Linked DNA regions of Mus musculus: regions 2 and 3 are each linked to region 1. The links are chromatin loops, found by intact Hi-C in ENCODE. Cell type or tissue: left cerebral cortex. All regions are shown on one strand.

Region 1 (8,000 bases):
TTGGGGGAGGGGGCTTTGGAGATCCAAACTCAGGCTCTCGTACTTGTTAGGAAAGTTTTCTGACGACCGAGCCATCTTTCCAGTCCAATGTTATGAATTTATTATGAAAAGACCTCCACAGGCTCATGTATTTGAACACTTGGTCCCCAGCCTGTGGTGCTGTTTTGGAGATTGTGAACTCTTTTGGATACAGGGACCTACATGGCAGGTATAGGGCCCTAGGAGTGGAGCGCTGGTCTTGTAGGGCTCTGCTTTCTGGCTTGAGCTCTCTGGTTTCTGGTCTATGGAGACCCAAGAGCCCCATGTGCAACTCTGTCATGCTATGCCTTCTCCACCATGATGGACAGTAGTCCCCTCTCAAACCATGAGGACAAGTAAAAACCTTGCTCCTGTAAGTTGTTCACATAAGGTCTTCTCAGGGAGAAAAGTGAACGGGCAGGAGAATGATGAGCCTGTAACCCAGGAAGCTTCAGAAACCTATGCCCCCTCTTCAGAGGGGAGCTTGAAAGAGGAACAGGTAATTTTGATAGGTCTAAATAGTCACTAGGGGGAAATGAATGGCTGGTGACAGTTTTGGGGACTCTGGAAGGGAAGAAGCAGAAAGTCACCAAGGATTATACTCTCACTGTCCAGATAGGTCTCCCCGAGAATCCCAGGTAATCCAGAACAAACACCAGTTCTTCCTCTCAGTAGTGACTAGGATTCTGTGGTTACAGGATCGGATGCCCAGGGAGGGGCTGTGTCAGCTTTAACTCTTTTAGAAGTTTTTAGTCAAATGAAAGCACTTTAGTGATAGCCCCTTCTGAAGGGGAGCTGGGGGAGGAATCAAGATGATAGAGACGGGACAGGGAGCAGCATCAAGATTTCGTTATTGAGATCATGATGAGATAGATCATCAACATGCTTTGGGGGAATCATTTCTCAAGTCCAGACATCAAGAAAATGTTCCCCTATTTTATAAATGAAGAATTGACTTAGAGGACTTAGCCGTGTACATGTGTACACTCACAAACACACTTCCCTGTGTTCACGACACTCCTTTAAGCCTCTAAGAATCCTTATAAACCAGGCAGGAATATAGGGGAAACACACTTGATCGGATGTTGCCTTTGGCAGTTGGGAAACTCTTCCTGCCCAGCCTGGTTCACATTGCAACTGTAGTCTTCCACAAACACATAACTCGAGGGCACCGTGGAGCTACGCTGCAAATTGTTTTAATGTAAGAATGAGCAGTTCAGATCTTGCAGGGTTATAAGTTCCAAACTATAAAAATAACTCCAGGGGAGCCTTGCAATGCCAAGAAATGCAGACACCCACAGTGGGAGCAATTTATAAACCCTATGTTGACTGAACACACACACAACACACACCAGGATGTGCAGTAAAATTGTGCTTTGAAATGCTGAGTTTTTAATCACCAGGGATAACTGCCCGTGCAAGGGAGACGAGTCTCAATCACAGGGCTGCACGTGCAAGCCCTGCCTTATCTCAGTGAGCCACAAACAGCCTGATCATTTTCTCTCTTTGTAAGGCACAAGGCTGCCAGGCAGAATGACTCAAACTGTAACGCCAGCAGACAGTATTTACTCTAGGCAAACCAGACTTAAGTTTTAAATAAAATAGGCTTAACATAAACGATAACAAGATCTGATCTGGGAGACCCTTAAAAAATAATAATGGTTTGGCACAGAAGACACCCTGCTCCAGGGAACAACATTAGCTTCCACGGTGAGATCAAGTTACAGAAAACCAAGCGTTACAGTCCTAGGCATGGTGAGCCACAAATGCAGGAGTAGCCAGTGGATCTGGCTTCGCGTTCTCAGCAATAGAACAAGTGTTCAGGAGACAGCAATTTGCAAATATAAAACACAAAAGGACAGTCTCCCTCAGCATCTGTCTTTGAAGCTGGAGAGTAATGGGAAAACACACTCCTAGTTTCCCTTGTCTAATTTACAAAGGGATTCTTAAACAATGCCTGCCCTGCCCTGCAGTTTATAAATAAAAGCCCAGCAGGCTTGGGTTGGGGACAGTGATGGATTTTATTTTATGAAATAGTTTTTGTTTTGCATAGAGTTATGCCCCCACAAAACTGTATCAGCTTCGAGGAAAGAAGGACAGACCGGGGACCAGCCTCATCTGAAGCACAGCTGGAGTCAAGTTCAGACTTTCTCTCCTGGGGGACTGATGGCACCCAGCACGTGTAGGTTGTAGAAAAGGAAGGGTCTTTCTTCAGAATGATTCAGATAGATGCTGCTAGTATCATGTGACCAATGCTTTGCACCATGAAGACTCGTGGCTGAGGTTTCTGGAGGACACTACGGTCAGCTGTCCTTAAGACCAGAGGTGACAGAGGTCGGTACCACTCACCAACTAGCTCCCATTCCATTCCTGGAGACTTCTGGGTTGAACAGGAGCCTCTTGGGCCATTGGGGAAGCCCCATTCCAGTAAAACTGAAGGGAAGTTCACATGGGAGGCATCTAGGAGCAAAGTAGGTAACATAGGCAGCAGAGAATGAGGACTTGTAGCCCCTAGAGAAGGAATACCTGGAGCCAGAAGCTAGACCATGCCAGAAGTTGCACTGCATAGATTCTTCCACAGATTCCTTAAAGGGACTAGTGAGGTGAGCACCCTAGCTTTGGACTTCTGGTCTCCTAAGGAGCAAAAATAAACTCGTGTTCCTCCTCCGCCTCCTCCTCTTCTTTTCTTTAAGACAGGGTTTCTTGGTGTGACTCTGGCTGTCCTGGAACTCACTGTGTAGACCAGGCTGGTCTTTAACTCAGAGATCTGCCTGCCTCTGTCTTCTAAGTGCTGGGATTTCCGTTCTTTCAAGCCATTGAGTTTGCAGAGACATTTTAATGATCTTAATGGCACTAAGGAGCAGCCATTTAACTCCAAGAGCCTCCTTTTCTTCATCTGAAAACACAGGGACAATTGTACCACCTCCGTTGTGTGCCACAGGAACTATAGCAGTAACACATGCCTTATGAAATCAGGGGCAATGTTTGAAAGACTTTTCAAAGTGAAAGTACCATTGTTTTTACTAATTGTTAACATAAGAAAAACACTTAGAAGAAAAATATAAAAGCTGAATTTATTTGTAACTCTCAAAACAGTCACTCTTCCATTCTGGGTCACCACCATGTCCTTTCAGCAAATCTGATAGACATTTGATTTTGGAATTTGAATCTTTTTTTTCCCCATTAGCCTTTGATATCAGCTTAGCCTTCTAATGCTATATTCTTCCTCCATATGGGTGATGAGGGTACTTGACTGCCAGGGCCATCATGAGGGTTGGGGGGACAGCTCATGGGATGCAATTAAGACTCAGAGTCTAGCACACCATGTCTAAGTGAGAGAAGGAGGAGGAGGAAGAGGAGGAAGAGGAAGGTAAAGAGGAAAGTGGTTGCTGGACTGAGCAACCCACCAAGATTGGACACAGAGTTTGGCACACAGTGCTCAATAAAACAACTATTCTTTTTGACTATTCTAGAAGGCATCTTTCTCTCTTGACTGTGGGAACTGTACAGGTAACTCTCCATCCTCTACCCCTATCTGCCGATTCTCTTTGCTCTTCCATGCCTAGCTGAAGACCCCTCTCTCCTAAGAAGCCCTCACAGATAGCATGTGTGGTTTGATGTCTCCCCTTGACCCTTACAGGCCCAGGTTCACTTCGTGTCACCACTAAAGCCTCCTACACTCCGGTATGAAGCCATACCTTGTCTTAGTCCACTGCATTTCTAGTTCCTGACCCATTAGAAGTATTAGCAAACATTGTCTGAACAATGCCAAGAGGAGAGGGAGCAGATGTTCAAGGTCGGTCTCTCTGGTCTTCCAGGGAGGGGCAGACAAATGGCTTTCCTATCACCAAGGATCCTGGGAACCTTTCTAACAGCAAAATCACAGAGACCATCTTTGCTGATATGGCTATTACTTTCAAATGCATATCAGCCAAGTATTCTGTGATAATGCTTCAAAACACATAGCTTTCTGTCACAGCTTCTAAGAGCTCCTCCCTCTCTCGCCTGAGCTAGGAGGCAGAAGATGCCCACACAGCAACTCATGATCCAAGGCAACAGCACACACTCATGCCATGCTCACTGTGTTCCAGAGATCACTATCAAGCCCCTTATTCCCCAACATGAGCCCTGAGAAGGTAGATGTGCCATTAGTCCCATTGCTCAAATGGAGGGACTGAGGCCAGAAGAGATTGTACGATTTATTCATACAATAATACCCCTAGAATGGGGTAAAGACTTGGCACTGTCTGAATTTCTCCCACTGACTCTTGAGGTGTTTCCTGTGTTCTGCATTTGGCCATGCTGGATCTGGTGTAGCTTGGCCACACCACTGAAGCTCTTTGGTGCAAGGAGGAACACGTGTGCTTGTCTTTATTAACCTCCCATCAGGCGCTCTTGCTTCTTTTATACATATTACAGCAACCTGGGTATCATCCCATACCACAGAGGAGAACCCCAGGACTGGCACACAAACATCAGGTGTGTGTAGTCTTCTAGATGAGACCAATTGGATGAGAAGCAGTTAAGTCAGTCAGGTGAGGGTGGAGCCGACTCCTTTTTCTCCCCCTTCCTCCCCGTGGAGTCTAAAAGTTGTGTTGGTCAAAAAGGACACGGTGGGGTAGAGGACAGAAGGAAGGGAATAGGTTTGGAAGACCCAAAAAAGAGCCTTAGCTTTCTCACAGTGGCTCCCAGTGCCCAGCAGGTGGCAGGATGTGGCCAGAGATAACCCGACCCTGGGAAGTCTGGGCCAGCAGCCGGTGCTGCCAGGTAATGTCTGCCTCCTGGGGAGTTTGTGCCGCCCACTCTGGCCCCAGCAAGCCTAGGGTCCTTAGGCATCCTGGTCTCTGGAAAGACAATCCCCGTCCCTCCGCCAGCTCCCTCAAGCTCGCCCCAGCTGCTGCAGAAGCCCAGACCCAGATGTGAACCCTGCCCCAATCCGGAGGACCCAGACAGGCAATTTCCAAAAAACGTACTTTTTTTTTTTTTTTTTTTTTTTTTTTTTTTTTTTTTTTAAACATAAACGGCAGCCTCATAGGCCTCAGTTTCTTAATGTACAACGAGAGAGGTTACATATTAGACATCGATTGTCTGGGCCCTCCTTTCACTCATTTAAACATCCCGGAAAACAAAGAAGCCTGTGGCGGAGCCAGTGGGTGAGCGCAGTTCTGAGTCTATACGAACTGTCAAACGCTGCGGGTGGGGAGTCCCGGGAACCCAGCAGCTCCAGGGAGGCCCCTTCCCTCGGAGTCCCCGCCTACCCGACTGTGAAGTGGGGGGCGGTGGCTTCTAACTCTTGGCTGAGATCCGGGTCCACGCCCCCTCCTCCTGCTGCACGCCCTCCCACCCTCCTTTCTCGCCTCTTCCTCCTCCTTTTTCCTCACCACCGTTGTGAGCAGAGCTGCACGGTGGTCTGGGCTCAGGGAGTCCCCGGGTTTCCATCCGTGTATTGTGCGTCATGGAGAGAATCGGGTGAGGGCTCAGGGGGTGCGGTGATCGCAGCGGGGTGACACCCTGGAGGAGGGGTGACCACACGGTCCCCATCCCTGCCCTGCAATCGGCCCCCTCCACACACGCTACAACCCTGGCTGGCTGCTCTCACCCAGGCTGCATCCCAGGGCTCTCATCCTGCACACTGCATCCCAAGAGCATCCTGGATCCCGTATCGCTGTGAGAATCCTGCATCTGACATCCCGAAAGGAGAGGCCGGGCATGTAGTAGCGGCAGTAGCGGCGGAATATGGGCGGGAACCACTCCCACAAGCCCCCAGTGTTTGATGAGAACGAAGAAGGTAAGAGCCTCCCTAACAGGAGCCGCCACTCCCCACATCCCCTGGGCGTCCCTTCCTTTTGCTATCCTTCACTGAGCGCCTGCTGAGTGTAGCGCAAGGGTCTCAGCACAGCCTTGTCAACCTCGCACTGGCTGTGCACCGGCCCAGTGCTAGGCATAGAGCTTCTACTTGGCCACTTCTTAGGCTCTAGTGCTTTTTGGAAGCCCAGATCATGCTGAACCTAGAGTTGGGACAGAAGACTGGGAGAGGAAAAGGGGACTCAAGGTATCACTTGGGGGAGGGGGCGTCACAGGGAAGATCTTGCTTCACAGTAGAGTAGGGGGCGTTGCTCCTGCTCAGCATTCTGGGACTCCAAGGTGGCCTTTAGAACTTGAGGATAACACAGAAGTGGCCTACTGGGTGAAAGTGCACAACGCACAACGTGTGTGTGTGTGGGAGGGGGGGAGAGGGAGAGAGAGAGAGAGAGAGAGAGAGAGAGAGAGAGAGAGAGAGAGAGAGAGACCCCACCTATTTGGTATCAGGACCGCATATTTGGTATCAGGACGGCATAAGGAAACTTTTTGTAGCTGAAGTCAGTGGCTCTGAGGAAGGAGCCCTGCTTGGGGCTAGCTTCTTGGTAGGGAGTATTGTAGGCTATCAACCTTGTATAGATGCCTGGTCTGGAGAGTCCTTGTAGCTAATGGTGGCAGGATTTGGTAAATGGGTATTTGGCTGAGCAAAAGTGTAAGAAGTTTTCTTAGCATTTACTTTCAATATCATGTGTCCTGGGACTCAACCCCTCTGAATCCTCATTTCATCCGTATCTGTGAAGGTTCCTAATCAGGTCGTTGGAAGTTCAATCATTACTCACATGTGGAAAGTGTCTTACAGACACCTGCGTTGGTTAATAACCTACTGTGTGATAACATACACTGGCTTCTCTCTGCCTATCTATCTCCACCGTGCCCCAAATGCTAGGCATCCTGAGCTTTCTTTTATGTCAGCTGCTGTGCTGGGCTTACTCAGTCCTCACAGATCCCAGTGGAACAGGTACTTTTCTTGTGGCTGTTTTGTAGGGGTGGGAGAGAAATCGAGAGAGACAGAGAGAGACAGAGAGACATACACAGAGAGACACACACAGAGAGAGAGAGACACACACACATACACATACACACACACACACACACAGAGAGAGAGAGAGAGAGAGAGAGAGAGAGAGGGGAACACCCCAATCATAGACTAAAACCTGAAAGCTGAGGTCATCCTCTGTACAGGGTACATAAGGTTTCTAGAACCTTCAAGGCTGGCCCTCTCAAAACGGTGAGACCCCACTTAGGTGCAGACACCTGCTGATCCAGCCAGGTAGTCCTTCCTTGCAGGAGGCCATGTCTGGTGGGTCTGAATGAACATCCTTGGTGATAGGCAGGGAGGGCTCAGTATGGCTACAGGTTGTTTGGTAGCCCCGATCTTCTTGGTCTTCAGACTGGAGTGGGCTAGTAGAAGCCAGAGACAGTAGAGGCTCTGTATGTGCCAGAGGGAGTTAGGACTTCCATGTAGCTTTGCCCCCGTTTAGAAGTCCATGGGTATAGCCCGAGTCAAGGTCACACTGATAGTTTTCTTAACATCTCTATCTTTTAAAAACAGGTTGAGTTTTACATGTATACATCAGGTTTTCATCGACAGTTATTTCGTCTAGCACAATCCTGATATTAGTTCTCTTCCTTGAAACACACCTCTACATATAACACTAGCATTTATTAACAATTAGCACTCTGAAATCATACCTAGTTTTTTCCCTGCCCCAGAGAAATTTAAACTCACCTTAATCAAATACCCCAAAGTATTGTATATTATATATTTGTGTGGTAGATCATAGATTTCTAAAGAAAATAAGTCTCTAAATTAAATAAAAGAGTTTCTCATTGGGTGTAAAGACAACAATGGGATACCTTTAGCCTGTAACTATATTTTATAATTATTCTTGTTTGATGTCACCATTTATTACTCCCACCTTACAAAAATACCAAATACGGTCAGTAAGACGCCCCCCCTCCCATATCTAATGTCTATGTGTTTTTTTTTTTTTTCAGAAAAGTACCCCTTTCTTTCATGCTTAACTCTCAGAGGGGACTTGCCACCTCTGTGGCAATGACCCCATTCATGCTTTCTTAGCTCTAAAATATTTACTGTAATCGATGTTTTGGTTTTCCTGTCT
Region 2 (8,000 bases), 420 kb after region 1:
TGTGACATCTTTGACTCTCTTGAGTTCTACTGGCCAACACCGTGTGGCTTCTTGAAGGGAACATGAGCCCCTTGGGGATAGTTGGCCCCTCATGACCCTGTGTGTGCAGGGCCCAGCTGAGCAGGCTGCCCGTGGTTTGGGAAGAAGTAAAGGAATGAATATTTCCCTGTGGTGTAACCACCAAGAGGGCTGCAGGGTATCGGGGCTGCCATCTCTGCCTCTTGGGCTATGCTGATAGTAACAGACTCAGTAGAGTAGTCAGGAAGGCCTAGCTCCCAGGGTATAAAGTGGATACTTTAGCACAGAAAACGTCTCAGCCTGGAGGATTATGAGGTGTGGCTGTACTCACAAAATATCTGCCTTAAAAAATATATATACATATACATATATATACATATATGTGTGTATATGTACATATATATGTATATATATGTATGTGTATGTATATGTATGTATGTGTGTGTGTATATATATATGTGTGTGTATATATACATATATACGTATGTATATATGTATATATGTATATATATATATGTATATATATATATATATATATATATATATATATATATATATCCGGGATGTCAGGATGCTTTCAAACACAATCAAGGAAACACAGAATGGCTCAGATTAAAAGCACTTGCTGCTCAAACCTAGACCTGAGTTCCTGCCCCAGAATGCATGGTGGAAGGAAAGGAAGGACTTACTTCCTGAAGTTTCCTCTGAACACCATGTATACACTATGGTATACACACAAAACACACACACACACACACACACACCCCTACCACCACCACCCCACCACCAAATAGATAAATAAATAAAATTTAGAGGAAAAATTAGAATTTCAGAATGAAGGAGTATGATGACCAGGGTGTGGCCTTTCTTTGTCCACCTGGCCAGGGTTAGCAGTAGTGACAGCAGTTGTTAAGAATCCTGTTAATGACGAGCTTTTGTTCCCAAGTGTCCTTTACAGATGGTAGCTAGTCTGAGCTCTCTCAACATCAAATGTGAACAATTGAAGGAGTGGCTTCAGAGATCCTTACTACAGATCGGGAAACTGAGTCTGGTATAGACACACAGTAGTGAATCATACGGGTCTTCTGGCAGCCATGCACTGAAGTGGAACAGAGCTGGTGTTTGGCAATGGCTGAGCCTCTAAACTGTTCTCATTTGTGGACAGGGTTATGAGACTAGAAGAGAGGACCCATGTGTCAAGAGGAGCAACCTCCTCCATGCCTCTGTCCTGGTCCTGACGCCTCAGGGTGGGGTGCTGCTTGGAAAATCTTCCACACTGGGACATGAGATATGGCCACCAGCCATCTTTCACAGTGTAAGGCTTCAACTCAGTGGCAGAAAACTGATTCACTTCCATTTGTCTATCAGGAAGCTGAGCAGACCCTTATCTCAGAGCTATCGACATTGGCCCGAGTACCCCTTCCTGAGAACAAGCCATTCTCCAACAAGCGAGGACTTCCAGGTACGTCCCTGCAACAAGAGAGGCTCTGAGCTTAGAAGTGCAGATGCCAGTCCACAGCCACCATTAAACATCTATGTAGCCTTGGGCATCCTACACAGCTTCTCTCGGCTCTCCTACTCTCTGTAACTGAGCACGCTCAGGACATCCCAGAGACCCTGCTTCTTTAGCATCCCTCCACACCCACCATGCCAGTTCCTGGCTCCACTACTCTCCTGCCTCATCTTATCCCCATCTCTATTTTCCCATAAGTAAAATGGGGAAATGACATGTCTTTCCCCTGCCAGAGACACTTTGGGACATCGTAGCCTGATATCATCTGTTGGTAGAAGTGACTCACAGCTCTTGCACACAAAAGCTCTGGTCTATACCCAGATTCTACCCTCTATCTCTCCCACTTCCTTTATCCTGCATGCTGTGGGTGAAGCAGAAACAAGGAACCTGGTGCACCCAGTTCCATCCCAGCTCTGTCAAGAGCAGGCTGTGGGGTGTGGGAAATGCTTCACGATGTTCAGCTTGCTTCGCAGTGACGTGGGTACAAAGGCCCCCTTGCCCACCAAGGTTGCTCATAAACTGTGGGAGCAGGAAGTGCCATCTAAAGTCGTGAAGCCATCCTGGGTTTGCCTGTCTTCTACAGAAAAGCCAGTAAGAACCAAAAGGAAGAAACCCCCACCTCGGGAGAGAGAGGACCTGGGGACACCAAACGATGACCACCTTGCCTTGGCCGACCACACCACAGGACCACTCAGGTGTGAGGGGTTCCAGCCCACTGCCTTTCTCCTGCCCCCTGTCAAGTGTCTGGAGTCTGGGAATGACTCTTCTCAAGGTGCTCATGTGAGGCCCAGGAAGTGCTAGGGATATAATTTGAGAATGGTGGGCGGGGAGGGACCATAACAGGAAGTACCTGCTTTGCTGGGAACTTTCGTTCGTGGATCAGCTCTGGGGCTGCTGGGTCAACTGAGCCATTATCCTCTGGCACTGGGCATTATCCTCTACCTGCTTTTTATATATCACATGCACCATGAAGTTTTACTTCTTCTGGCTGGTCCTGCATCCACAGTACAACCTACTCAGCATCGCCTCCCATCCGTGTCCACAGCGGCGGAAGGCTGGATCAGCAGGACAGCGAAGCTGGCGATGGAGAAAGCACAAGCAAGATACTGCAGAAAGGAAGCAATCTGTAGCTCCAGCTGAGATGGGTCTGCACGCACCTCACTTCCTCTTGGGACCGGGGGACAGAAGAAAAGGCCAGTCTTGAGAGAGGGGATGCCACCTGCCTTAGAGAGCGAGACAATAGCATCAAGTGCCTGGGATCATTGGAGATGGTGGGGACATGCCTTGAGAATGTAACATCTCCACTGTCACCTCTTTTTGGTCCTCTTGCCTTGGTCTCTTGCTCCCTCAGAACGGCCCTCTTACCCACACCCTCCAGTTTCACACAGTATCTTGATGCTGTCTAGCAGTCTGATTGGAGATTGAAGACCCCTGATTCCAGCATGCATGAAGTTCTGCCCATCTGGGTCTTAGCATCACTGGTATTTTCCTGGCCTGAGGCCACTGGTTCACCTCCACTGCTCCACAGTCATCTCCTGTCCCTGGTTCTGGCTGTCAGGGTCCCAACCAGGACCAACTTTTGGCCTTGGTATTTCTATCTGTTGGCTCTGATAGAAGGATGTGTGAGTCCCAAGGCCAATGTTCTTGGCATAGCCATGGAGTTCCCCTGGCTATGTTCTGAACCACTCAGAACATGGGGACCACACTTGCCTGTCACATACCACAAGAGGTCCTCTGTGGGCAGGGAGGGCATAGAAGGATGCTGTTCCTACCATCAGGCTTCACTGAGGAGAGGAAACTTTCATCTGAGGAGATGCCCACAGGTCACCTGCCCCTTCTGAGGGATGATAAGGGCTTCCGTAAGCTTTCAAACCAGCCGTACTTCCATAGGCCAGAGATCATTCCCACTCAGGCTATCTCTTCCAGGAGCAGCATCAAGGATTCCCCGTCATCACTGTCAACATTTGGGTATGATCACTCATTGTTCAGGTGTGAACGTTGCTGATGGCAAGGATGGAGTCTATCATGTCAGAGGCAGACCCATTTGGAGATGGGAGGTTGTAGGTGGCACACACTGTTTCACTTGAGATGAGAGCTGTCACTCAGTGAAAACACACCTTCAGGTTAGCTGTTCTTAGGAAACACCTCTCGAGGAACACCATCGTGTCTAGGAGTGACGTTTGAGGCTTTTGAGAGCTCCTGACTAAGGACTTGGCTGGGGCAGCAACCAACTTTCCTTCTTCCTCCCCTACTTCCATCCCCCAGCCTCCTGTGCCTTAACCTCCTGCACGTGAGCCAACCCTGGCTCAGCCTGAATAAAGAGTTCTACTCCAGGAGTTGTTCTTGCCTGTTTCGGGCATGTGGGAACCCAGGCTGTCCTGTGCATTGAAGGACAATGGGAGCAACCCTGGGCTCTACCCAGTAGATGCCAACTGTACCCAACCATTCATCTCAGTGACAGGTCAATGTGTGCCTACTCTGGCAAGCCCAGAACAGCACAGCCCACTGGTTTCTGTCACTTAGGAGTCCTCTCAGAAATCTTCTGGACTTCCTGGGAATTTTAGGAAAATGACAACTGGCTAATTAGAAAGCAGCTGTGTGTGTGTGTGTGTGTGTGTGTGTGTGTGTGTGTGTGTGTGTGTGTCTGAGTGTGTGTGTGTGTGTGTGTGTGTGTGTGTGTGTGTGTGTGTGTGTGTACATGTAGAGGCCAGAGCTGACCTTAAACTCAGAGATCAGGGATTCAGGCTCCACAGTCCCAAGGGCAAAGGTTGTGCCACCTGGCCTTTATCTACTTTTATCCAATTTGGGGGCCGGCGGAGAGGGAAGGATGGGGGAGAGGCTTCTCATTGGCCTGGAATTAGGAGAGGCCGCCTGGCCAGAAGGTCCTCATGCTCAGAAGCCAAGCACTTTAGAAATTAGAAGATCAACCATGTTTCCCAACCAGAATGGGGTTGGTTCCCGGCCTGGGTCCACAGTGCCCTCTGGTGGCTCAGATGTAGCATGTCACCTGAAGAATCTGGAAAAACTCTATTTCCTTCCCGCAAGAAAACTGCTTGCATGGGGGCCACTATTCTCACCTAAGTCCTCTGGTTTGATGGTGTGACTGTGGAAAACATAAATCGCGTTGCTCTACTCCTCCAGCATTAATACTGGACAGGTAACCTGAAAACTTAGGGTTTCTATTGTGTGATAAAACACAATGACCAAAAGCAACTTGGGAAGGGAAGGGTTTATTTCAGCTTATGGTTCCATCTCGCAGTCCATCACTGTTGGCAGGAACCTTAGGCAGGAACCTGGAAGCAAGAACTAATACAGAGCCTTAGAGAAACACTGCTTACTGGCTTGCTCCTCGTGGCTTGCTCAGCCTGCTTTCTTATAGTATTCAGGACCATCTGCCCAAGGGTGGCATCACCCACAATAAGCTGGGCCCTTACATGTCAACCACTAAGAAAATGCCCTACAGATTTACCTACAGTGCAATCTTATGGGGGCTTTCCTCAACTAAGAGTCCCTCCCAAAACATCACTACTCAACTACCATCTTCCTTTTTCATCTGTACCCAGGATATCGTTTTAATGTTAGTATCACAATAGAAAACAGCATATTTTCAAAAGTCCCATAGGCCTTAAAATCCACCTTAAAAGTTTCGTCTCTTTAAAATATCCAAAGTCAAGCTTCTCCACTCCTCCACCATCGTGCGTGCTACGCCTGACTCGGCTTCTCGCCATGTCTTCTGACAAGACTTTCAGAATCAAGCGATTCCTGGCCAAGAAACAAAAGCAAAGGCATCCTTTTCCTCAGTGGATCTGGATGGAAACTGGTAACAAAGCCAGGTGCAGCTCTAAGAGAAGACCCTAGAGGAGAACGAAGCTGGGTCTGCCAGGATCCACACGGTGGCAAGGCTGAGGGTTTATACAAGCTGTGGTCATCCATCAGTCCTGCCAGATGGAGTTCAACATTTTATTTAAAGATTTATTTGTTTCATTTATATGAATACACTGTAGCTGTCTTCAGACACAGCAGAAGAGAACATTGGGTTTCATTACAGATGGTTGTGAGCCACCATGTGGCTATTGAGAATTGAACTCATCTCTCCAGCCCAGAGTTGAATATTTTTAACCTGGAATATTTTTACTCATACCTCAATTGGTGGTGTGGTTTGTCCAGTAATAAAATGTAGACGCTTTCAAAAAATTAAATAAAATACCCAAAGTCCTTTTAAAAGTTCAAATCCTCTCTAAAATATCTAAAGTCTTTTTTTTTTTTTTAGAATATCCAAAAAGTGTTGAACCTGTCGGAATGGCTAAGATACGTAATACAAGTGGCAGATCATGCTGGCGAGGTTATGAAGCACGGGGACCACTCTCCTCCACTGCTGGTGTGAGTAGAAGCTTGTACAACCACGATGAAAATCAACATGGCAGTTCCTCAGAAAACTGGGGCTTCATCTATCCCAACACCCAGTGCCAGTCTGTGCACCAGAAACTATCTGCAGAGATCTGCAGAGATCTGGCCAGGCTCCAGTTGCCAGAGGCTTGCTTTTCAAAGGGGAGGGGAAGTTGATCTAACGCTACATGGTGGGCCAACACAGACAGGGAGGGGGATTCGGATCTGGGCGAGCTGCCCGGTCTCTTCCGTGGCCTCTACATGGAGCCAGCAAGGGGAAGGAGTCTCATGTAGCCTGCGGGAGAGAACTTGCTTCCTCAAAAGTGTCCCCGCTCTTACATGACAGACGTTCTCAGACTATCTTAGATGAAATAACCCTCGCACTTGATTCCTTCTGGACAGGGTTTTGTATACATTTTGGGGTGGTGTGGGCTCTAAAAGCAGACGCGTTCTATTGGCTTGGTCTGGGGTTTTAGCAATGCCTCATCTGCCTGTGGAGGGGCTTCGGGCACTGCCCCTATGTGACTGATTGTCAGGGTTCTCTCCATGGAGTGCCATGGTCATGTGTTCCAGGACAGGAAACTGGTCCAGTGTAACTAATTATTTCAAACCTTATTTCTCATGATGGTTATTAAACGCTTTAACCTCCCTGTAACCTATCACCCACCAGAGGCAGTGGGAAAGGAAGGATATAGGGGAAGTGGACCTGTTTAGAAAGGTTCTTTGGAGCAACTCCCATCTGTGTTATCTGGAAATCGGTAGTTCAGTTCACAGGTTAGGAGGCAGTGGCAGATCCACTCACAAGCACCTCATGGGTACACCAACAGTCCAATTAGGTAGAATCAGGTTAGCAACAATGGAGACAGGACCTAGCAGAGACAGCCAGGCCTCAACCTTGGCTCGAGACAGCAGGAGGGACCAAGAGGAACACCAGGAGAAGTTCTCAGCTGTGCCTCTCTCAGGGAATCAAAATCAGTAAAGACTCAAGACACATGGGCTGGAGAGATGGCTCAGCTGTTAAAGGCTAGGCTCACAACCAAAAATATAAGACTCAAGACACAAGCATTGCACAGCTAGCTCTATAAGCAAGCCTAGCTCTCTCTCTCTCTCTCTCTCTCTCTCTCTCTCTCTCTCTCTCTCTCGTGTGTGTCTGTGTGTCTGAGTGTGTGTCACTATGTAGAGTCCCATTTATACCCTCCAAACACCACATGTCCTCCATGCACCTTGCTTCAGCATGGGTCTTGGCTCAGCACGTGCATCCAATCAGCCAGAGTCCGTGGAAGCAGCAAGAAATTACAGTACACCACCAGAAGTTTATTGTTTGTTTGTTTGTTTGTTTGCCTCATTTCTATGAAGTCCCGACAAATGCAGCTCAATTATGCAATGTAAGATAAACCAATACATGCATGTTGTTAGCAGAGAATCCTTCATCACATGTGTTTCACGTGCTTGCTTTAGCAGAACATCCTCTCTCCTATGTCTACTTCAGCAAAATGCTCCTTCATGAGTCTGCCTTAGCCTTTCACACCTGTGTCCACTTTAAGGAAACATCCCTTCATGGGTTTGTCCCAGCAAAACACCGTCCAACTGACTTTCCAAAGAACCCTAAAGTTCCCACTTCAGTCAGGAATAGGTGAAACCCACCATCCTCAGGTATGAGAGTGTCAGGGTTTCTGAACCCACTAGACCTTACCAAGTTTCCTGGCACAGTCCACTGCCCCAGAACCCAGATATACCATTCTTTGGCATATACCCAAAGGATGCTCCATCCTTCCACAAGGACACTTGTTCACCCACATTCATAGTGACTTCATTCACAATAGCCAGAAACTGGAAACAGCCAAGATGTCCCTCGACCAAAGAACAGATAAAGTGTGGTATATTTGCACAAGGTAGAACTATTCAGCTGTTCAAAGCAATGACATCATGAAATTTTCAGGCAAATGCATGGAATTAGAAAAAGAAAATTTTCCTGGCTAAGGTAACCCAGACCCAGAAAGTCAAACATGGTATGTACTCACTTATAAGTGGATATTAGCTGTTAAATAAATGACAGTCATGCTGCAATCCACAGACCCAGAGA
Region 3 (8,000 bases), 290 kb after region 1:
TGGAATTATGGAAACCAGGCTCTAAGGGTTGGAGTTCCGGGTCCAATGGCACTAAAGCATGCTGGGGACAAATTTACAGGCAAGTCTCTGTTTTCCAGAAATCCACCATGTGAATAGTAGCTAGAGCTCCTTCAGAAATCAGAGGAAGCAATGGTGACAATGATGTCACCTTGCTGAGACAGGTGAATTCCTGGGCCAACAAGGGTCTCCCCTCTACCATTTCCCTGACTACTACTAGCTCATTTCCATAGGCAGTAGCAGCCAGTACACAGGGGCTTCCAGTCTCCATGACACACACAACTTCAGAGGGAGAGAGATCTCAGATATTATCTCCAAAAATAACCTCTTCATCCACAGATGGCACAGTTCTGCAGCCCACAGTGGCCAGCTCTAGAAGGTCTATGGTTCCTTCTGAGTTGGGATCTGCAGCCCACAGTAGCCATCTCTAGAGGGTCTACAGTTCCTTCTGAGTTGGGATCTGCAGCCCACAGTGGCCAGCTCTAGAGGGTCTACAGTTCCTTCTGAGTTGGGATCTGCAGCCCACAGTGGCCAGCTCTAGAGGGTCTATGGTTCCTTCTGAGTTGGGATCTGCAGCCCACAGTGGCCAGCTCTAGAGGGTCTATGGTTCCTTCTGAGTTGGGATCTGCAGCCCACAGTGGCCAGCTCTAGAGGGTCTATGGTTCCTTCTGAGTTGGGATCTGCAGCCCACAGTGGCCAGCTCTAGAGGGTCTATGGTTCCTTCTGAGTTGGGACAATTCTGGGCATCCAGAGTGCATGATGGCCCACAGCTGGCAGAGACATGTTCTCAATAAAAACAAGGGAGAAGGCCAGGTTCTGGGAAGGAGGGGAGGAGCAGGCAAGACAAACTAGAGCTTGTTCTGGAAGGAATATATAGGAAGCCTACTCTGGGCTGGTCAGTGTGCCTGGAGCTGGGTGTGTGGCCGTCTGAGACCATCAGGCATTCTGGGGAAACTCATACCTGAGCCCAGGACTAGCTATACAATGATTGCAAAGGCTGTGTCTCTGTTCCAGTGGCCTGAGGACAGTGCTAGGGTCTGGCTCTCCCTCATACAGCACATTCCCTGTGCTCAGCTCGTCTGGGAAGTCCGGGCTGCAGAGCCAGGATGAGGGACACAAACAGCCGAGATGACAGCTAGTCACAGGAAACCAGGCATGCAAACCTGGACTTAGAACCTACGTTTCCTCAATGGCAGAACTCGAGTGCTAGCTTTGAAGGAGAGAGACATTGTGAAATCGGTGGGATTTAAATGAAAATTGAGGAAGAGGCTGCTGGATTGCCCAGGGTTGCCTGGCCATGAGGAAATCAAGACTGTGGCCAGAAAGAAAAGTGAAGTTGCTACAGAGAAAGAGGCAGCCACGGTCTTGTAACCTGCTCCTTGCAGGGAGTTGTCGGACGAGGCCAGTTCTCCACCTGCAAGGTTTCCTAAGGTTTGCACCCATTTGATCTAGGACTAACTCCATTTCATTATCCACCCCTTATCCCCACCCCCAGAAAGTTCAATTCTAGGGAATTGAATAATTGGAAATATGGTATTAACTTACCTTCAAAACAGCACAGGCAAACTTATAGCAGGAGCCAGGGAGCAGAGGATGCCTCCTAGGAGGCTCTTGGTATCTCCCTACTTTCCCAACTAGAGGGAGAGAATGATTTGCATAATCTGAAAATGAAATTGGAGATGGTGTAGTTTGGGTCTTGAATGTCAGCCAATGTTGGTGTGGTTAGGGTGTTGAGGAACCTTTAAAAGGTGGGGAGTCCTTCCTCCCTCCTTCCCTGAACAGACACTGACTGGAGGCCCCAGCATGGTCATTCCAGCCGCTTTCCTTCTTTTTTTTTACTTGCTACTTGCTGTTTACCAGAGCTTCATGTGCCATTAAATATTCATCAGCATAATTAAGAAGCTAGAAAGCAGTGATAAAACTAATGCATAATATTATATTATGCCTGTCAAGGATCTATCCAGGCAGCCACTGGCTGCTGCCCCATGGGCATTGGGGGTTGCAGGCACCACAAAGTGGCATTTTGTCAGTATCTCAGAGGAGCAGTTTCAGCCTCAGTGATTAAGGGTGGAGAGGCCCCACAGCCTGTCACTGAGTCATGCTGAACTCTAGACCAGGCCTGTCTGGGGACAATGGCTACCTAAGAAGCCCCTTTGACTCTGGGCTTCTTGATGCTCTGACTTAAAGCAGTTACAGGTTTTCAAAGGCTATCCTCAACCTGTGTACTTGGTGACTTACCTCAGGGAACAGAGCAGCATTGTAAGTACATATTCTGTGTCTACTTCATTATAGCTAATAAAGTTTTATTTAAAGCCCAGCCATTCAGTGCCTTTGAATTGATGGACAAGGACATTAAAGCCACAGAAGGATGAAATTAAAGGCCTGGGGTCAGACACTATTTTAGGTGTCAGAACCAGCAATGAATGAGGAACTTTGATTCTGAACTCTGAAGCCTTGGGGTGGGGGACATTAAATAAAGCAACACATGTACCATGTTTACAGAAAACTGATGGAGTCCCTTTTGTCTCCTCTTTTCTGTTGGTCCATACTGAAGATGGAACCCAAGGCCTCGTAAATGAGATGCAAGCATTAAACCATTGCCCTAATGTCCTAGCCTTGAGAATCTTCTGACAGAAGCTGCCCCGGCCTGGCTGTCTCCACACCTCATTTCTCTTTCTAACTTCAGTCTACCCTTTATAGATTGAGTTTCTAGAAACTCAGTCAAGTGTAGATTTTAAAATAATTTTAGTTGAGTTTGTATTGAATGCACAAGGCTTTTTGTCATGATTTCCTAAGCAGCAGTCTAAGGGTGATATTTAGCATGACTCCCGTGCATTTGACATCATAAGTCACACAGACGTGAGTTTAAGTGTGTTCGAGGATGGTGAGGGCTCTGTGTATATTCAGTAGCACTTTATGGAAGGGGTTGAGCTTCGTGGCATTGGTGGCTGTATTTGGTCTTTAAACTGGTGCCCCATGGCTGCATTCGTTTATCTGCTTCTACTAACAGGATTAGTGAGCCTATATCCAGAAGATGCTGTGCTCTAGGTATTTATAATCATGGTGTATCATGGATCACATATTGGTTTTCTGCTCTGGGAGATGATGTACAAACACACACACACACACACACACACATACAGAGTCCACACACTGTTCTCTCTCTGACACACACAGTCTTTTTCTGTCTCTGTCTGTCTGTCTGTCTGTCTGTCTGTCTCTCTCTGACACATACACACACACACAGATTCACACAGTCCCTCTCCTCTCTCAAGCATCATTTTAAGTAGCTATTTAACATATGCTTTATTGTGCATAATAAAGGTTTATCTAAGGCTCAGCATTTGAATGGAATTTTCTTCTTGGTAAAATTTTGTTTTCCCCAGGTCCGTCATTGACATGCACTGTGCTAAAGATTTAAAAACAAAATAGGACCCCTTTATGTTGGAGGCACGGAATGAAATATTGATGGTGGGATTGTAGGAAGCCTGGGGGCTTGAACAGCTGTGATGTTGGCAGGGGGCTAGGGTGTGCTTCTGGCCCTCACAGAATGAAGGAAGTACCTCAGCCTTCCCTAATCCCTCCACCACTGGGCAGCTACCACATCATTGGGTGGAGCCTCCCAGATGCACTGTGGTCCACAGCACTGGGAGGCCTAAAGATACAAGAAAGACCACAATTTCTCTTGAACCTCAGCATCACTGAGGGAAAAGTGACTCTTCCTCTGTCTATACTTTACCCACTGGATATCTCAGGAGGAAAATCAGCCCTCTCTGGGGTACTAACTGCTCCCTTGTGTCTTTACAAATGGAGTGATGGGGCTGGCTGGCTCCTTAGGATGGTACCCTGTGGCTGGGATATCAGTGCTAAGATTCCTTAAAGGAAGCCGGGGGGGGGGGAATGGGGCATAGCTGAAGTTCAGAAGCATCACCATCAGTGGTCTGCTCTTCCCTTGGTGGTCCTGGGATTCCTTTCTCATTAACTTCCTGCCCCAAAAGGTCAAGAAAGGCCTGACCACTGTCCTGAGCACGAGAGTGTCAGGACATATAGAAGGTCTGTGTAAGCTATGAAGGCTGGAGATGGCTTCCCAATATCTGCAGAGATGGAGCCCTGAACATGTCCATTGACTGAGACCCAGAGAACACGGACCAAGGCTTGGGCCACAGACCATAAGCCATTGATTCACTACTTACCAGCGTTAGGGCCCTACGTCTCCTGAATATCCTCACTGCAAAATGAGAAAAATAATCTCACCTTGACCTGGCAACTCAAGGGCTGGGTCTTTCTGTAGGAGCCACCGTGGGGAGCCAAAGCACAGATGAAAGCAACCACAAATTGTCCCACATAAAGCAAAAAAATGAGGTCCACTCTTATACATACATTTTTAAAGTTCCCTTTATGGAAAAACAGAGCATGTAACACACATTGTAAGAATAGAGAGCTGCACCTTCCTCACATAAACTGGGTGGGGTGGGGACCCATCCCAGCCACAGCCAGTGGTCTGTGTGAGGAAGGTGGGGTAAGGTGGGTTCCCTCTAGATCATGGTAATACGGACTTAGAAGGAAGGTATGTTTGTGTCCTGTGGCACAAAAGAGACTGGACCTGAACACCGGAGGGCCAACTTGCGTGGCACTGTGTCAAGGCTGCAAGCATATGTATACTGCAAGCTGTATGATATAGACGGACAGACCAACCCACGTGGGCTGGAGGAAAGATGCACCTGTCTTGAGACAGCCCCTGGTGCTTCCCCCTGGGTCAGTCCAAGCCCAAGGCCCTGTTGGCCTTCTTGGCATTCAGGAAATTCTTTTTCCTCCTGGGAGGAACACGCAAAGAGATCTCGGGCTCCCTTGGGCTTCTGAATACAAAGATCTTTTCTCCCGTGTTTAATATGTCCATAGCGTCTGCCCCAGTGATGGGGATGGGAGCCAGTTCTCCAATGGGTTCTAGGGACAGGTGTGGCCAGCTTCCTTTCCCAGGAAACATCACCCTCTCCTGGACGGGAACATATATCTTCTTCAATATGCTGCAGAGAGAAAAGGAAGATCAGGTTCTGCATTCTGGGCCGATTCTGACCCTCCCCAGTATTCTGACATTTCCCCGGGAGAACCCAAATAAGTGTCATTTTATTTGTGTGTGTGTGTGTGTGTGTGTGTGCTTCTGTGTATGTGTACTGCCCATGTAGGCTGGAAAATGGCAATGGATCCCCTGGGGCTGGAGTTACAGGCTGCTGAGAGCTGCTCGATGTGGGTTCTGGGAACCAAATTCCAGTCCTGTCAAGAGCAACGATGTAGTCACTGTTCTCTTGCTGTGAAGTGACACCATGACCAAGACAGTCATTATAAAAGAAAGAAGTTACCTGGGGGCTTGCTTACAGTTTCAAAAGTTTAGACTATTATTACCATGGCAGGTTTGCTGACATGCTTGGTGCCTGAACGCTACATGGTAATCTTCAGGCCAAGAAACTGGGCCTGGCCTGGGCTTTATAAACCTTAAAGTCCACCCCTCAGTGACACATTTCTCCCAACAAGGCCACACCTTTCTAATCCTTTCCAATACTGCCACTCCCAGTGAGTGAGAATTCAAATATATGAGCCCTTGGGCCCATTCTCATTCAAACCACCACAAGCACCGAGCACTTTTAACTACTGAGCCAACTCTCCAGCCCTAAGCACAATTTACATTTTTGTCTCCTCTCTGGCCACTGGTTGTGACTTCAGCATAATTTCAGAAGATGAAACTGCTGGCCACCTTCACCAGCTCGTAGCTGAAAGGTTCAGAAGTCTTGTGAGCCCACGGAACAGTGTAAGCCTGTTGCTTAGGAATATTTACAATATGGAAATAGCAGCGTTCCCTCTGGAACTCCCTGTTACAGGAACTACAGCTCCCTGATAAACACTTACAACCCCATCCTACAGACCTCACCCTGGAAGCAGTGAGAATTTGGGTAGAGTACATCTGAGACAGAATGTTGAAGGACTAGGAACTCCCCTATGATAGGTCTGGTAGGTCCTGTCCCTGGAGCCCTGGCTGCTACTATTGCTGTTATAACTCTTCCCGGTGAGCCACATGGAACCTTAAAGCCACAGGATGCTCCCATGGCTCCAAGCAGTGTAGTGAAAAGCCGTATCAATAAGGACCACCTGCGAGGCTCACTGGCCTTTCCTAAGGTGTACGCCTCTGTGCTAGACACTGGGACCAAGGCCTCTCATGACTGGTACCCACTCTATAGCATCAGCACAGCACAGCATGGGTGCAAGGAGAATACCTTACAACCAAGTGCTGTTTCTGGTCTGGACTTGAGTTGACTTCTATTGCCTGACATCCTGCTCTTATATCTTGGGTGCTGTATTCTGATATCCAATCTATGACCAATGATCCCATGCTTTTCTTTGCAGGCTATCCATGGCATGGGATCTCGGGACCTTCAGCTCTGAGACACTACAGAAGGGTAGGGCTTAAACAGCCACCAGTTCCAAGTAAACAGAGGGCAATACTTTTTAAGCCAGCCGAGTTACTTTCTTTGTGTGTGCCTAGATGCTGTTACCTTCTGTATGCATATATGTGGCATGCCTGCATGTTCCTCTGGATGTGTACAGACGTGTATATGCATGTAGAGGCCAGAGGTTGACATCTGGTGTTGTCCACAGTCACCTCTCCACTTTGTCTTCTGAGACAGCATCCCGCATTGATCACAGAGCTCACCAAGGTTAGGTTAGCTAGCCTGGGCTCCAGCAATCCTCTTGCCACTGCCTGCACAGTGCTGATATTACAGGTTCTTGCCACCATGCCAGGCATTTTACTGGAGTGGGTGAATCTGAACTCAGGTCTTCCTGAATGCGTGACAGGTACCTGACCAACTGAGTTGCTACTCCAGACTGAAAATACCACTTTTTAAGCCACTCTGTCCCACCTAATGTGACATCTTTCTAATCCCCTTTATTTGGAACCACGGGAAACCCTTGTTCTGTGGTCTGTGGCAATGTGAAGTGGCCTGCCTTTCCCTATCCTCTGAGATCGAGGTGTGCAGAAATCACAAGCAAGAGAGACAGGCACTAGAGGAAGAGGCAAGCCTGTGAGCTCAGACTTACAGGAGGATGAGTTTGACAGCCATAAGCCTGTGGCCCGCACCCCCCTCCCCAGCTTCAGTCCTGGGCCTCTGCACCAGACCTCTCCTTAGGCTTTATCCTCTCCACTTTCTGAAAGGTTCAGGGTAACAAGAAGTTAAAGAACTTTGGAAACAGTAAAGTCTGAAGAACCCTAAGGAATTATTCTTTTTCTAATTATATCTCATTAAAACCTGCTATTAGCTAAAATAAATACAGTAATTAAAATGCTAATAAATGTTAGGAGAACATTCTCCTACTGAGAGCTATAGGTTTGTCTTCAGCTTTTAAACCAAGACCAAGAACATAGGCAAAGATCTTCCCACCTTCTATCCCCTCCCTGGCAACTTGGCCACGCCCCGGAGGCCCTTCCTTCCCCAGCTCCTTACCGCTCCTTCTTCTGGCGGGCCCAGAGCATCCTCTCCAGTCCTTGACTCACCAGATCTGCTCTGAATCTGCTGTCCAAAACCTTCCACCAAACTTGGTGTTTCCTGATGCAGAAGGAACGGGTTACAGTTTAAAAAAAAAAAAAAAAAGAATAAAATCTGATTCTCAAAAAAACCCATCTGGCACCATCCCTGAGGTGGCTGCTGGATGCCACCTAGAACCCCGAGAGATTTGCTGAGTGTCAATCTCAGGCCTGGTCCACAGATAATCCCTGCCTGGAGGGTAGTGGTGACAGACAGCATCTATCAGGTGGAGGCAGGCAGTGCAGAGAGTTCTGTGGTGGTGTCCTGACAGCATGTGCTGACTGCTGTGTCCCCTGGCCTCAGGGTGCACACACAATGCAGGTGGAATTCCTCTTATGTTCCACAGAGTCCTAGTGCCATGGACATGGGGACACACTCAAGAATGTGGAGGTGTGCTGTGGGTAGAGC

Evidence for each region. Hi-C counts contacts between places; a loop is a spot of excess contacts. Peaks named below come from ENCODE experiments on the same cell type or tissue, not always from the same donor. Only the 100,000 strongest peaks of a DNase experiment are listed, where the experiment ranks them.
Region 2: a loop joins it to region 1, with 8 times the contacts of the local background. A loop is called at or near these places in 29 of 42 quality-filtered maps.
Region 3: it touches region 1 in a loop (2.1-fold over the local background); 5 of 42 quality-filtered maps call a loop at or near these places.

What each region holds. Positions count from the first base shown.
Region 1 is chr5:37,714,541-37,722,540 of GRCm38, reverse strand. Stk32b (serine/threonine kinase 32B) reads left to right here and starts at 5,388. Exons shown (of 12, transcript NM_022416.2): 1 at 5,388-5,806. The coding sequence starts at 5,755. In left cerebral cortex, a CTCF peak has its summit at 4,709 (motif pointing right); DNase peaks (open chromatin) are centred at 1,502, 4,730, 5,287 and 5,666; H3K4me3 peaks cover 975 bases.
Region 2 is chr5:37,295,038-37,303,037 of GRCm38, reverse strand. Evc (EvC ciliary complex subunit 1) reads left to right here. Exons shown (of 21, transcript NM_021292.2): 19 at 1,387-1,480; 20 at 2,115-2,226; 21 at 2,538-3,867. The coding sequence ends at 2,661. It also overlaps the pseudogene Gm42935. Among named protein-coding and RNA genes, the nearest start is that of Evc, 38 kb to the left of the region's middle. In left cerebral cortex, a CTCF peak has its summit at 4,516 (motif pointing left); a DNase peak (open chromatin) is centred at 4,491.
Region 3 is chr5:37,421,451-37,429,450 of GRCm38, reverse strand. It overlaps Evc2 (EvC ciliary complex subunit 2), which reads right to left. Exons shown (of 20, transcript NM_145920.3): 19 at 7,512-7,613; 20 at 4,397-5,042. The coding sequence ends at 4,775. Among named protein-coding and RNA genes, the nearest start is that of Evc2, 87 kb to the right of the region's middle. In left cerebral cortex, a CTCF peak has its summit at 4,342; no DNase peak of the experiment used is centred here.